Regions from separate parts of the Homo sapiens genome. Here region 2 is linked to region 1. The links are chromatin loops, found by intact Hi-C in ENCODE. Cell type or tissue: transverse colon. All regions are shown on one strand.

What was found. A loop is a pair of places that touch in the nucleus more often than their neighbours do. Peaks named below come from ENCODE experiments on the same cell type or tissue, not always from the same donor. Only the 100,000 strongest peaks of a DNase experiment are listed, where the experiment ranks them.
Region 2: it touches region 1 in a loop (17-fold over the local background); 2 of 110 quality-filtered maps call a loop at or near these places.

What each region holds. Positions count from the first base shown.
Region 1 is chr5:1,790,828-1,795,827 of GRCh38, reverse strand. It overlaps LOC101929003 (a long non-coding RNA gene), which reads right to left and starts at 2,763. Exons shown (of 2, transcript XR_241722.5): 1 at 2,193-2,763; 2 at 1,960-2,024. RefSeq lists enhancers at 1,390-1,499, 3,335-3,594. In transverse colon, no CTCF peak of the experiment used is centred here; a DNase peak (open chromatin) is centred at 2,816; H3K27ac peaks cover 1,423 bases.
Region 2 is chr5:479,861-484,860 of GRCh38, reverse strand. It overlaps SLC9A3 (solute carrier family 9 member A3), which reads left to right. Exons shown (of 17, transcript NM_004174.4): 5 at 164-341; 6 at 1,379-1,599; 7 at 2,111-2,313; 8 at 2,704-2,793; 9 at 3,226-3,296; 10 at 4,896-5,000. It overlaps SLC9A3-AS1 (SLC9A3 antisense RNA 1), which reads right to left. Exons shown (of 7, transcript NR_125375.1): 6 at 4,645-5,000; 7 at 3,969-4,499. Among named protein-coding and RNA genes, the nearest start is that of SLC9A3-AS1, 9.1 kb to the right of the region's middle. In transverse colon, no CTCF peak of the experiment used is centred here; no DNase peak of the experiment used is centred here; H3K27me3 peaks cover 4,564 bases.

The DNA of each region.
Region 1 (5,000 bases):
GGGATGAGGACTGGGGGGGGGGGGGCGTTTATCCACAGATGCTCGTCACTGGTGGTTGAGGGTGACCGTGTGGGGACTTAAATCCCAGGCACTTCCAAGCCACCCAAAGGTGGGCTGAGCAGGTCCTCATGGGCACAGAGAAAGGCGACTGCAGAGAGAGGAGGAGTGGGCACGTGGGCCGGCAGGGTCATCCTGTCAGGAGCTGTCCCTGCACTCGCGAGACCTACGGGTGGCCTGGGGCCCTGCCAGATGCCAGCCCTGTCTTGCCAATGTCCTCCCTGTCTCCTGAAGGTGTGGTGCCAATGAACTGAAAGACGGATTGAAAATACTGTGAGAAGTTAGAAGTGCTATTCAGGTGTACGTTATTAGGTTATTCTCTGAGGGACTTTTAAAGTAAGATCAACTGGGGACAGCAGTGCAAGTGAAGGAAGAGTAAATGATGCCCAGATGGAGAGAAGAACATAGGAGCTGTCTATGCATTTCCAGAAGGAGGCGAGGTGCTCTGTGGGACGCTGTCATGTTTGTATCCACCTAGGAGGCTACTCACGGACCAGGTCTAACTGATGGACCACCCACCTGGCAGCGTCGCTGTCACTCACCCAGGAGAGTGGGAGGCGAGACCGGCACTCCCAGGGTCCAGGTCTCCTTCCTGTGCCGGACCGGTGGGGGCTGGGGCTTCCCTGCCTCCCTGCGAGTGGGCATGGCTGTGAGACCTGCTGTGGCCTATGAGGCTGGCTGAGGGTCACCAGCAGGGTCTCCGAGCAGAGGTGATGTGCTGCTTTGTGGCGGAAGCACTCCACGCGGTGCATTCGTTCTTCCCCCAGCGATGGTGGAAGTGATCGGGAGGTGGAAGAGCCGGTGGAAGAGTGTTGATCCTGTCCATTCCTCAGTGTCCAGCCTCCGGCAAGAAGCTTCCATGGAAGCCTCGTGTTTAAAAGGGGGCAGGCGCGACCCAGCCCTCCCACAGGGTTCTGGGAACCCAGAGAGCTGGGTGCTGTGGTCTCAATGTTTGTGTCGCCAAAAATTCCTGTGTTGAAACCTAATCCCCCGTGGGAGTGCTTTGGAACGGGGCCTTCAGGAGGTGACTCAGTCCTGCTCCAGGGCCTTGTGATGGGGTTTGGGCCTGAGAAAAGGGAGTCCAGAGAGCCAGCTCGCCCCATCCACCATGTGAGGAGGAGCCCTGTCTGTGAGCCAGGAAGCCCCACCAGACACGGAAGCTGCCGGCGCCTTGATGCTGGACTTCAGCCTCCAGATCTGTGAGAAACCAGTTTCTTGTCTGTAAGCCGTTGGTGGAATTTTGTTATTGCAGCCCGGACAGATGAGCATGCTGCGTGGAGGCAGAGCCTGCTTCCCAGCCGTGTTTGTGTCCGTACGTCTCCCACCAGCCCAGCCTGCAGCGGGCACTCGGCCAGCGAAGGCAGACCAGCACCTCCGTGCCTGCTCATGAGAGGAGGCCCGCCTCCTGCTTGCTCACCCCTTTTAAGGCCAAGCTCCCATTTTGCTCTGTGGACTTTGCTGAACGGTCCTGCCCAAGAGAACCCTCAGCACCTCTGGCACTGGAGTGTGGGACAAGTTTGACACTGGATTTTTCTAGAAATACACGTTCAGCGAAGGGCAGATGTGAAGTCAGTGGTCACACAGGCTCCTGGTAACCACAGAGCCCTGCAACAAATGGTAACCAAGCAGCCCTAGGGCAAACGGCGTGGCTCGCCACAAGCCATCTCGAAACTCAACGCCAAGACATATTTCTGAATATTAAATATGCAAAAAAAAGTTGTACAACCGTGTGCAAAATACGTTTCCATTTAAGTAAAAAACATAAATCTAAGCACGTTTTTCGAAGCCACCGTATTTAGGTAACTTTGTAAGAAAAGTTCTGCAGCAACACACTGCAAGACAGTGGTTGTTTTTACTTCTCAAGGAGAGGGGAGAACAGACAGGTGGGAGTGAAATGTGAGGTTCCCTTTCTGTGGGTTTTAATTTTGTTGAGGAGTTGTGTTTATATCTTACTTTTATATTGATACCTAGAAAAACATAAAAATTCGTCAACAATATGCTTTGCCAAAATAATCTGAGCAATGAAACAACTGTCAAGGAAAAGTGAAGTCCCTGCCCACCCACTCCACGCCCTCCCGTTTGCCAGTCAGGCTCAGCCCCTTCTCTGGGGCTTCCTTCCCATCGCAGCCACTCACCATTTTTTCCGCTTACTCAGATTGACCATGTGTCTCCCACACACAGAGATGATTCTCAGCCCCATGGAGCTCGTTTCCAGGCCTTGGAGAAGAGGAGCTGAGGGCCCCGCCAGGAAGCTCTGGGCAGAGGCTTGTGCCCAGGAAGAGCCCAGCCTCAGGGCCCTGCTCTCCAGCTGGGGCTGCAGCTGCCTTCCTTTCCCATCTTGCTGGTGTTAAACAGAGTTCATGGGAATTACTGAGCTGGATTCCAGCGCTTCCTGCCAGGAGGCAGCTCCCCTGGGAAACCTCCTGCCCCCCAACCCGAGATGGCTGCACGGTTGCTTCTCCCGCAGCTGGCTGCTGCGTTCATTCTCTTTTTCTTCCTTTTGGGACTGCAGGCTCACCAGCTCACCCAGCACATAACCCGGTAAATACTTGAACTAGTATCACCTGTTGCTGAGCATGTCTTTAATCTTAAAAGGATGGAGTGGAATCCACGTTCTGCCTCATTACCACGTTGGCGTGTCTGAGCTTCAGTGTGGCCAACTGCATCAAATGATGGTCTCCTCCACAAGTCCATGGCTGGGCCACTGCCAGTTGTTGTTGATAAAGTTTTATTGGCACACGCCCCCTCGCTCATTTATGCATCCTGTGGTCTGTGTGTGTTTCCTGCTGCCACAGCAGAGTTGAGTCATTGCCTCAGAGCACAGAAAGGTTTTGCTCTCGGGCTCTTTGCAGAAAGCATTTACCAACCCACTTCTATTCTAGGACATTCACCGCAGCAAGTGAACCCTCTGCCATCAGAGCTATGCTGTGTGCAGCTGTGTGTGAGCAAGGGTAATTCCACTCTGAAAGCCGTGTGTGCAGAGATTTGGGGAGCCCTGAGACTCTCATTTCTGCTCTAAAGACCTTTGAACAACCGTTACTTATTTTTAAAAGTCAAAAAGTTTAACTAGGCCAGGCACAGTGGCTCATGCCTGTAATCCCAGCACTTTGGGAGGCCAAGGCGTGGGGGTTCACTTGAGGTTAGGCGTTGGAGATCAGCCTGGCCAACATGGTGAAACCTTTTCTCTACTAAAAATACAAAAAAAAAAAAAAATCAGCCGGTCATGGTGGTGGGCACCTGTAATCCCAGCTACTCAGGAGGCTGAGGTGGGAGAATTGCTTGAAACCAGGAAGTGGAGGTTGCAGTGAGCCAAGATCACACCACTGCACTCTAGCCTGTAGGACAGAGCAAAATTCGGTCTCAAAAAAAACAAAAACAAAAGGATAAATAAAAAGAAGATTTAGAGAAGATGCCATAGTCTCTCCTTCCTCCCTATTGGGAGCAACACTCGTATGTTCACATCACATCACACCTTGCACATGTGCACGTGTTCTGCACATGTGTCTTGGACTGCCTGGACGCAGTCCCAGGCAGGATGACACTCTCCTTCCCTTCATTACTCAAATTATTTTTGACTTGTGTTGTTGCAAAATTTAAATCTTGAAAGAATGTGCTCTCCCTAAATTTAAGGTGTAAAACCCTAAGAACTCAGGGAATCAGTTTTCATATAAAAGTACTTTGGAAAAAACTGTGACAGATACTATTTATTTATTATTGTTTTTCTAATTATACCAAATATAGCAATTCTCTTTGGCTTTTGTTGAGTAAGTGGCTGGGTGAGAAACAAATTGTATAATATTTTATTATTGTGCATTACATGCCTGTCGGCTTTAGAAAGACACCTCTCTTGTTCATCCCAGATGAAGACAAATTTAAGATTGAAAAGTGGGGAAAGGCCAGGCACAGTGGCTCATCCCTGTAATCCCAGCACTTTGGGAGGCTGAGGCAGGAGGATTGCTTGAACCCAGACATTCAAGGCCAGCCTGAGCAACATGGTGAAACCCTGTCTCTACAAAAATACCAAAATTAGCCGGGCATGGCGGTGCACCTCTGTGGTCTTAGCTACTTGGGAGGCTGAGTTGGGAAGATCATCTGAGCCTGGGAGGTTGAGGCTGCAGTGAGCCATGATCGTGCCATTCCACTCCAGCCTGGGGGACAGAGTGAAACTATCTCCAAAAACAAAAAAAAAAAGGGGGGGGAAATTTATTTTGTTAATTACACTTCAAGTATACTTCTTTAGAGGATAAGATGATTTAAAAAGGAATGAAGTGATATGTTAGTTGCTTGTGACTGCCATAAAAAATTACTACAAACTGTAACATAAGAAATGTATTCTCTCACAGCTCTGGAGGCCAGGTGTCCAACATCCAGGTGTGGGCCAGGCAGTGCTTCCTCCAAAGACTCCAGGGGCGGATTCCTCCTGCCTCTTCCAGCTTCTGTGGCCCCAGGTCATTCTGGGCTCTGGCCACAGGGCTCCAACCTCTGCCTCTGTCTTCGTAAGGCCTTCTCCTCTGTTCTGGGATCTGTGCCTTCTCCTCTTCTTAGAAGGACACCCGTCATTGCTTTAGGGCCCACCCTAATCCAGGATAATTTCATCTGGAAATTCTTAATTACATCTACAAAGACTCTATTTCCAAATAGGATCACATTTCGAGGTTTCAGGTAGACAGGAATTTTGCGGGGGCTGCTAGTCAACCCACTACAGTGGTATAGAATGTTTTTGAAAATAATTTTAATTTAAATTAGTATTACTAGATAATGTGTTCACATGGTTCAAAATGCAAAAGACACCTGAGTTGAAGTTCTCTCCCGAATGCGAGACCCAGTTTCTCTCCCTAGAAGCCAGCAGGATTATTGGCTCCTGCAGGACCTCTGGGCTCTATCCTGTGAGTCTCTAAACAAATGCCTATAATTCTTGTTTCTTTCCTGTCTTGTGCACCGTC
Region 2 (5,000 bases), 1.3 Mb after region 1:
TGCTGAACCAAGGCTGGTGCTGAGACCAGGCCCGATCTCCAAGAGAGTGAGGGATCCACCCCCGTTTCCCGGGCTCCCGGCACTTCCGCGGGGTCACCAGGCGGCCCCTGGCAAGGAAGGGCCCGGAAGGCCGGCACGGCCACAAAGGGCGTCCTCTACCCAGTGTCCTTCTTCGTGGTGAGCCTGGGGGGCACGCTGGTGGGGGTGGTCTTCGCCTTCCTGCTGTCGCTGGTGACGCGCTTCACCAAGCATGTGCGTATCATCGAGCCCGGCTTCGTGTTCATCATCTCCTACCTGTCCTACCTGACGTCCGAGATGCTGTCGCTGTCGGCCATCCTCGCGTGAGTCCCTCCCACACACGCGAGCTTCTCCACGCCCTCCTCCCGAGCTTCTCCACACCCTCCTGGGTCCGGCAGGGCGAGCCAGCCAGGGGGACCCCAACCCGAGCTTCTCCACACCCTCCTGGGTCCGGCGGGGCGAGCCAGCCAGGGGGACCCCAACCCGAGCTTCTCCACACCCTCCTGGGTCCGGCGGGGCGAGCCAGCCAGGGGGACCCCAACCCGAGCTTCTCCACACCCTCCTGGGTCCGGCGGGGCGAGCCAGCCAGGGGGACCCCAACCCGAGCTTCTCCACACCCTCCTGGGTCCGGCGGGGCGAGCCAGCCAGGGGGACCCCAACCCGAGCTTCTCCACACCCTCCTGGGTCCGGCGGGGCGAGCCAGCCAGGGGGACCCCAACCCGAGCTTCTCCACACCCTCCTGGGTCCGGCGGGGTGAGCCAGCCAGGGGGACCCCAACTCGGAGGGAGGTGCCAGCCGCATGGACACCGGGGGTGTGTGTGGCAGAAGCTCCGGGCTCTGCATCACCAAGTTCCCCGTGAACCCCCGTGAGGGGAAGTACAGGAAGTGGAGGGCCTCCCCTGCCCTCTGTCCTAGCGCGGGACCTTCAGAGCAGTGTCCCGTCACCTCGCCCGCTCCGCTGGCGCTCCCAGGCTGGGTGGGAATTCAGTGTGGGGCAAAGAATTTATTTAAATTTTAAAATAAGGAGTTGGCGTTTCCACTGAATTGTCTGTGGGCCGACAGCAGTGCCCACCCTGAGACAGGTCAGGTGGGGAGGGACTTTGGAACCCTTTGTTGCCCTCCCTGCTGGCAGGCAGCCCCGGTGCCCATTATCTGCATGACGGTGATGCCGCCTGTGGCCCCCGCAGGGCTGTGGGCAGGAACCCTGGCGGCCCAGCCTGGCTCGGGAGGAAGAGGCCCCCGTAACCACACAACTGTGACTCTGGGCCTACAGGCGCCAGGCCGTGGGGGGCTGGGCGGACACGGGGGCCTCGGGCGCCAGGCCAGGTGGCCGTGTCCTGAGGCGCGTCTGTCCCTGCAGCATCACCTTCTGTGGCATCTGCTGTCAGAAGTATGTGAAGGCCAACATCTCGGAGCAGTCGGCCACCACCGTGCGCTACACCATGAAGATGCTGGCCAGCAGCGCCGAGACCATCATCTTCATGTTCCTGGGTATCTCGGCCGTGAACCCGTTCATCTGGACCTGGAACACGGCCTTCGTGCTCCTGACGCTGGTCTTCATCTCCGTGTACCGGGCCATCGGTGAGGCGGGGCCGGGTTGCGGCCGTGGGACCACCGATGGGCCGGCACCGTCTCCGGGAAGGCGCAGGCTTTCTACTGGGCCCAGGGAGATGGAGGTGCAGCCCCGTGCAAGGCAGAGGAGAGGACCTGATGGTGGCGGCCTCGGGGCTGGGGTGGGAGGCTCTGGAACCCCAAGGGAAACCACTTGGTTTCCCACTGACTCCACTGGATGTGCCTCAAGACAGGGTCAGTGGCACGAGAGATGGAACGGGAAGCAAGACAGCCCCGCCCCCGCCCAGCCCCATCCCCCAGCACCCGTGTGTGTGATGCACGGAGCGTGGGGGGGAGACGCCAGGCCGCGTGTGGCTCCGGGTGGATGGTGACGAGGGACGTGGCGTGGGGACGCCGTATCTAGGGTGCCGCTGTTCTTCGTCAGCACATGCTTGGCCGCCAAGACGCTGTCCCGGAGGGGCTGGGGTCCCGCGGCTGGGAGGGCGGCCGGGGAGCTGAGTGCCCGCCCCATCATCCGCAGGTGTGGTCCTGCAGACCTGGCTTCTGAACCGCTACCGCATGGTGCAGCTGGAGCCCATTGACCAGGTGGTCCTGTCCTACGGGGGCCTGCGCGGGGCCGTGGCCTTTGCCCTGGTGGTGCTTCTGGATGGAGACAAGGTCAAGGAGAAGAACCTGTTCGTCAGCACCACCATCATCGTAGTGTTCTTCACCGTCATCTTCCAGGTGAGGCCCAGCCCAGCCAGCCCTGGGGTCTCGGCCCCGCCCGCGAGGGGAGCCTGGGCCCGCACTTCAGGACAAGCATTTCCAGGCTCCAGACCCTAATTGGGTTTCATAATTTTAGTAACTAGGAGCCGTTTTGTAGGTTTTCACGTGGCCCCACTGGGGAGGAAGCATAATTGTCCTAAAAATGTTCTTCCCGGGCCTTCGCTGGTGGATGAGGCCCCGGGTGCTGCTTCCTCCTCTGCAAAGCAGGGGCGCGGGTTGCTGGGTGCCCGGAGAGCAGGGAGGGCGCCTGTGGGCCCCGGGGCAGGTGGCTCTGTGTGGTGCACCTGGCCGGGCCAGCGGGATGTGGGGGGCTGCCTGGCACCAGGGTCACGAGACCCTGTCCTCCAGGGCCTGACCATCAAGCCTCTGGTGCAGTGGCTGAAGGTGAAGAGGAGCGAGCACCGGGAACCTCGGCTCAACGAGAAGCTGCACGGGCGCGTAAGTGCGGGGCTGGGGGGCGGGGGGGGGGCACTGCGTGTTCCTCGGGGCTGGGCTGAGAGGGGAGAGGAGGCTGCGTTGGTCTGGGGCTTGGGGGGTGGCGGAGGGCACCGTGTGTTCCTTGGGGCTGGGCCAGGAGGGGAGAGGAGGCCGCCATACGTGCGGGGCTGGGGGGCGGGGGGGGGCACTGCGTGTTCCTCGGGGCTGGGCTGAGAGGGGAGAGGAGGCTGCGTTGGTCTGGGGCTTGGGGGGTGGCGGAGGGCACCGTGTGTTCCTTGGGGCTGGGCCAGGAGGGGAGAGGAGGCTGCGTCCAGGCCAGGGGCGTGGTGAGGGGGGCTGGTGGGTTCCTCGGGGCTGGGCCAGGAGTGGAGGGGCACCTCATGTTCCCCGGTTGGCCGCCCCGAGACGCTCATGTCTTTCTTCCCTTGAAAGGCTTTCGACCACATCCTCTCGGCCATCGAGGACATATCCGGACAGATCGGGCACAATTATCTCAGAGACAAGTAAGTGGCTGGGACGGCCCCGGCGGTGTCGCACAGCCCGGCTTCTGGAAACATCCTCCACTCGGAAGAACCAGAAGCCACATGCATAACAACTGTTTGAGTCCAGGCTTGGTCAGGGCTCCGGTGCCCCATGAGGCCAGGTGCCAGGTGTGCCCCGAGACACGCAGGTGCTGCGGAAAGGAGTTGGCGGCAGCAGTTGGGGCCACCGAGTGAGGGGACAGGAGCTGAATTCTCTGTGCTCCTTCCAGGGAATAGAGATGCCCTCTCATGTGGCCCAATTAATTCCAAATTGTTATGTAGGAATTGAAAATAAGGCAAATAGATTATTTCCTCCACGTCATAAACAGGGTTAGTATCAGTCAACATTTAAAATGATTTTGTCTGGCAGGGCTCAAGCCTGTAATCCCAGCACTTTGGGAGACTGAGGTGGTCAGCTCACTTGAGGTCAGGAGTTTGAGACCAGCCTAGCCAACATGGTGAAACCCCGTCTCTACTAAAAATACAAACATTAGCCAGGGGTGGTGGCGTGGGCCTGTAATCCCAGCTACTCAGGAGGCTAAGGCACAAGAATCGCTTGAACCCGGGAGGTGGAGGCTGCGGTGAGCCGAGATTGCGCCATTACATTCCAGCCTGGTGACAGAGCGAGACTTCGTCCCAAAATAAAAAAAAGAGTTTGTCCATTAAGGTGAAATCACCTATGTTTTATTATAAAAAACATGTGACACTTATAATAAACCCAGTAAGGAGCACATACAATTTGCCCTGGGTTCCCATTTTCTGAGCGATCTGTGTTTGCTTGGGGTGGAGGCACCGGGAGGTGTGGCCACGTGGCTTCATAAAGCTCAGCTGCGGTTCTCCGTGGCCACAGTGACTCTGCTCCGGGTACCCAGTCCCCGACTCCTTGGCCTCCCAGGGGCCATCCCGGGGGTCTCGGAAGGCACAGCCTCGGTTAGCTTTGACTTCTTGGTGTGGCTGAAACTCAGCCTGTACAGGAGAGCTGCCATTGCTGCCGCGGGGCCTGCCCAGGTGTGAGCACACAAGCTCACCCGGGCCCACCCTGTGCCCTGGAGGGCGGCTCTGGCGGCTGCACCCATGTCCAAGTGACAGGCATCACCTCCTTGTGCCCCAGAGTTTCCTCTAAGTCCGGCCAGGCCACCGTCCCTTCTGATCTGGATAACCAGCGAATACTCTAATTCCGTTAGGCTAAAAAAAACCTCACTCTGGTCAGCTTGGCTCCCACAAGTCTAAGGGCTCAGGGTGTCTGTCCGCCCCTGCCCTTCCTCCTGTGCACCTGAAGGTGCCCCCCATGTGGCCAAAGCCCCCTTGCCTGACCAGGCCTGACACCCACCGTGTCCTGAGCCACCCTCTGGAGGAGGCGGCATGCAGTTTCATATGCGTCTAACGGCCTCCATCCAACAGGACAGGCGGGAGAACGGCGGACGGCCTGGGCGTGTGGCAGGGGCTGCTTCCCTCATTTTAAACGCGCCTACAGGGTCACTATAGCAAACAAAATTCAGGAGAGAAGGGGCCGGGCCACGCGTCCGGCGGGCTCTAGGGCGCCTGTCACCTGAGGCTCACACCCAAGGTCTGTCCCTACAGGTGGTCCCACTTCGACAGGAAGTTCCTCAGCAGGGTCCTCATGAGACGGTCGGCCCAGAAGTCTCGAGACCGGATCCTGAATGTCTTCCACGAGCTGAACCTGAA